Linked DNA regions of Homo sapiens: region 1 is linked to region 2. A link is a loop called in an ENCODE intact Hi-C map of the cell type or tissue named here. Cell type or tissue: Calu3. All regions are shown on one strand.

The links. A loop is a pair of places that touch in the nucleus more often than their neighbours do. Peaks named below come from ENCODE experiments on the same cell type or tissue, not always from the same donor. Only the 100,000 strongest peaks of a DNase experiment are listed, where the experiment ranks them.
Region 1: a loop joins it to region 2, with 15 times the contacts of the local background. A loop is called at or near these places in 7 of 110 quality-filtered maps.

What each region holds. Positions count from the first base shown.
Region 1 is chr14:46,580,120-46,582,619 of GRCh38, forward strand. It overlaps LOC124903309 (a long non-coding RNA gene), which reads right to left. Exons shown (of 11, transcript XR_007064146.1): 3 at 1,627-1,735. It overlaps LOC105370480 (a long non-coding RNA gene), which reads left to right. Exons shown (of 4, transcript XR_943827.3): 3 at 121-203; 4 at 2,443-2,500. Among named protein-coding and RNA genes, the nearest start is that of RPL10L, 70 kb to the right of the region's middle. In Calu3, no CTCF peak of the experiment used is centred here; a DNase peak (open chromatin) is centred at 1,162.
Region 2 is chr14:47,039,880-47,042,379 of GRCh38, forward strand. The region is part of intron 7 of MDGA2 (MAM domain containing glycosylphosphatidylinositol anchor 2); the gene reads right to left. Among named protein-coding and RNA genes, the nearest start is that of RPL10L, 390 kb to the left of the region's middle. In Calu3, no CTCF peak of the experiment used is centred here; no DNase peak of the experiment used is centred here.

The DNA of each region.
Region 1 (2,500 bases), 460 kb before region 2:
GTGAGAAAATACATTTCTGTTAAGTCCTGCAGTCTGTGGTATTCTGTTATGGTAGCTGAGCTGTCTAAGACAAATTATTAATGTAATCTTTTGCATTTGGCATCAACTCCCTTTCCCTAGGGACTTCAGCTTCTGTACTGAATCCGAGGACCTCAACCTCTGTACTGAATCAACCTCTGTACCGAATCTACTTATGCTTGCAGGTGATAATCTACATCAGTAGTTCTCAAAATGTGTTATGCTTCATAATTACATATTGAGATTTTTATTTTCTAAAAATGTGCTTACCTGACACATCTTGGCATGTCCCAAATCAGAATCAGGAAATCCAGAGAGGCCTATGATCCAGGGTATTTTAAGAAAGCTTTTCAGGGAATTATTATATGCACCCTTGATTAAAAAAAACCAAGTGGGTCATATTGACATATTGGTAGTTTGCTTGGACTCCTTCAGCAATTGTATAGATCAATATTTCATTGATTTTGATGATCATCTGACCAATCCTCAGGAAGTGGCAATGAGCCCAGTTTAGTATTAAAGTTCAATCCATTCAATGAACGAATTGAATTGAATTTCCTGAATAAGTAAACTTGGGAGTAAAATGCTGCAGCTAGGCCTTTTGGTGGCCAGGTTCTCCCGTGGCCCTGCTGTGGTTTCTTAGAAGTGATTTCATTTGGTAAGAGCTATAAGTTATCAGTTGAAAGTAGGGTTAGACTAAAAGCTGATCACCTTAGTGATTTTCACTCCTGAGTGTTTTATCAAGACGAAACTAGTTAGAGATTCTGCCTCATCTCATTTTCATACTAGCAATATCAGGAACCTGTAATGTTAAGTTCCTCACTTTACCTTTTGAAGTGCATTTGGTGCACCAATATTGTTTGTCCCATTCCAATTTTCACGCAATTACCCACCCAAAGCTCTTACTTTCAGAAACTTCTTCCCTTGGCTTGGGACAGAATGGGAGGAAATTATTTACATATTTCTCTGAAAGTCCTTCCTTTTCAAGTATGACATCATAGGTGTTTCAGCATTAATGGCCTTTTCTTTCAACTTGACTCCCTCTGCTTAACATACTACAGAAATTTCGGAAAGTTCCTAGTTGTTTTCTTATTTTCACGAGGAAGAAATCTGTAGTCTCTTCTTGTCACCACTGGAGGGCGACCAAGTTCTTGGCGTCTTGAACAAAGAATTGGCCAAAATGCACAAAGGAAGGAAGGAATTAAGGGATTTATTGCAAATAAAAGTACACTCCACAGTGTGGGAGTGGGACCAAGCATAGGGGCTCAAGGGCCTCATTACATAATTTTGGGGTGTTTAAATACCCTCTAGAGGATTCCATTGGTTACTTGGGGTACACCCCATGTAAATGAAGGGATAAAGTAAAGTTACAAAGTTATTTACTTGGCCTACACCCTATGGAGACAATATTTCCTGTCATAGCTGAAGTGTGAATTGGCCTTATGTTCCCTGCCTTCAGACCCTCTTTTCCTGCCTCATCTCCCCCATGAGAGATGTGACCCCATAAATCTTTATGGGAGGCAGAGAAACCGATGATCTTTTTTCTGTATCTGCTTCATGCTGGCTTGAGGTGTAGTCCCTACCTACTGAGGATCATGGAACTCTCACCCTGCTCTGTCTGGTGAAGGCAAGGTAGCTTCTTGATGGCCAGGGGTGGTGTCTTCACCTGGAACTGGCTGGAACCTTTGTTGCATGATGATGTGAAGCTTGATGGTCTCTAGGCAAGAGGAAATGAATTTGGTTAAAAGATTGTGAACTTCATGGGGTGGATACCTATGCTATCAAAAATGTTTGTTACAAAGATTTGCAGCAGGAAAAAAAACAAAATCTGGTTTGTTCTAGAACCTATGTGTTTTCTTAACACACAAGCAACTCCGTTTTGTTTGGTTTGGTCTGTTGGGGCCTAGTGCATGAGCTTAGTCCAAAACAATGGTCCCCAGAATTTTGTTTAAAAAAAACTCCCCCGGCCAGGCGCGGTGGCTCACGCCTGTAATCCCAGCACTTTGGGAGGCCGAGGCGGGCGGATCACGAGGTCAGGAGATCGAGACCATCCCGGCTAAAACGGTGAAACCCCGTCTCTACTAAAAATACAAAAAATTAGCCGGGCGTAGTGGCGGGCGCCTGTAGTCCCAGCTACTTGGGAGGCTGAGGCAGGACAATGGTGTGAACCCGGAAGGCGGAGCTTGCAGTGAGCCGAGATCCCGCCACTGCACTCCAGCCTGGGCGACAGAGCGAGACTCCGTCTCAAAAAAAACAAAAACAAAAACAAAAAACTCCCCCTTTTTGGTCAGGTTCTCACTCAGGTGAGAGTGTGACCAAAACTTAGGGCCTTAGCACCATTCTCAGTTACCATCGTTTTGGGTTTCCTGTCTTAACACGTCATTCTTAGGTTACTGTGTCCTCATGGTTGCACATTTCTTTTAGCTCCTGTCATTCCAGTTGAAGACAGACCACATGACATTCTACAGATGGCTGCATGTAA
Region 2 (2,500 bases):
AAATAACTACATATTAGCTCTCTTGGCTCTCTCTCACACACACACACACAAGTAACTATGCAAGATAAGGAATATGTTAACTTGCTTCACTATAGCAACCATCTTACTATCCATATGTATCCCATAATATCATGTTGTAATCCTCAAATATATACAATAAAATTTATTTTAAAAAAATTTTCAATGAATGTTAACAGGGAGCTTCTTGAAGGGTAGGCTATACATGCTCTGTCTTTACATTGTTACCATCTAGCATACCATCTCTCACATAGAGAAACACAGTACAAAATTTTACACCTAATATATACATTAAATAGCAAGGTAATTGGGCACTAATTCAGGGAAGAGGAGACTTACATGGGGAAAAGTCTAGAGGAAAAGAAATCCTAGAAAGAACTATACCAGAACACTAACAGCGGTTCTCTCTAGAGTGTGGGATTACTGATAAATTTTATTTTCTTTATTTCCCTCTTTTTTTTACTGATTAAACAATATATATAGTGCATAATAACATATTACAGGGCCCAAGAAGCCCAGAAATTTTTAAAATGTTAATTCAATCTATTTCCCAAAACTCATTCAATGAAAACTTCACATTTTATAACACAAATGTATCACTCTGGAAATGATGTTCTGAAAACATAGACTGAGAAATGCTCTTCCAAAATCACTAACTCCTGTTAACACTCCTTTACTGAAGTTTCACCAACTAGTTAACCTCTGAGCCCTTGAATGAGCAGTTCTTTTCCATGGTCAGAGTGTCTGGCTCTTGCTGTCTTCTAGCACCCTCTGTCTGCCCCATGTGTTGAAACTCAGTTCAAATGTTATTCCCTTTGTAAATCCAGGCTGACCTGGTTACTTACTCTTCCTGACTACACACTACGTTGTATGTTTTACCCATTTAACCTGTCCTTGTGACTTTGTCCTGTATTTTCTTCTATGTTTATATCCCTGACCAGGCAGCTCCTTAAGGGCACAGAGCCTTAATCTGTCTCTAAAGTCTAGTGTCTTGCTTTCCTGTTTGGCACAGATAAGAAAGTTGTGAAACAATTGAGAAAGAAAGAAAGGCAGAGCAGAAGAAGATGGTAGGAACATAGGAAAATAAAAAGCTATCAAAATAATAGATAATAGAGATAAACATAATCAATATGAATCATGTATATTTTGGAACAAATGTGATAAATAATAATGAAATATAGTAATTCTACAATTAGTAGCTCCTACAAGTAGCATAATCTTATGCAAAATATATTGTTAGAATATACTTCTGATGCAGATCTTGAGATGTGTGGGTGTGTGAAAAAGTTAAGGAAGTCAAGAAAAGACTCTTCCAGTTCTCTTTTTTCTTTCATTTAAATATTTGAATAGATAAGTTATGAATTATTTTTTAAAAAAACAGAGGAAAGAGGCAATTTGAAGACATGAAATTTAATTTTATCATTTGGTTTTTAGGTCTTAAATCAAATTATTTAAAAAAATTGTCTCATAATGAAAACGTATCAAATTTAGCATAAATATTTGAAATGTCTATACCATGTAAGATCCCCATTTATGCAATGTACTTGCTAGAAAAAGTCACTCCTAATAAAAATGCAGATACATTCTCTAACATATAGTATATATGTTACAGTATATATGTGTATATAGTCTATACACAGCCCTTGATATTTTTTTGCCTGAAATACTACTGCAGGAGATGTTATAATCAGAGAAACTGGAAAAACATGATATGACACCAAAGTTTCTCATTCCAAACGTAAATAAATAGACAAATGATTTGAACACATTGCTTTTCTGTCAACTTTTCCACTGATCACAGACTGTAAAATGAAGCAAATATAGAAAAAGAAAATATTTTCATTTCTTCATTGGGAAGGCAGCTGAGAAAATTTTATCTTTATTCTTTACTTAGAAAATGGCTTAAAAGAATGCAGAAGTTTAGTTCATTTGAACTATGTGGAAAAATATCATGCTGTCTGAAACAAAGACATCTGAATGTGCTTTTAATGGAATTATTGGTTTAAAAATATGACTGTAGTGCACTTTAATAGTAGATATTGAAACAAAAGCTATATTTCTTTCAATATAAGAATCATAAGAAGCTCAGTAATAAATAATATAATTTTCTTCCAAAAGACAATCAGACTCATATTTCCAAGAATCTTAAAATAAGCATGGCACTAATTCAATTACACCTGAATTTTGGAGGGAAGTACTTTATAAAAGATATGTATGTTCTCGAGTAGAATGTATAGTCTATATTTAACATATAAATAAATAAAACTTCAGAGATACTATGTTTATGAAAGTTACCCTTAGAGAACAGAATTCAATAATTCTCATCCTGACCAGATATAAACAAATGTAAAAAAGTAGGACTAAAGTAAGTAGTAAATTTGTAGATGCAAATAATCCAAATGAACCAAATCTATGTTTTTTTTTTTTTTTTGTGTGTGTGTGTGTGTGTATGCACACGCATGCAGGTGCGTGTCTTCAAAAC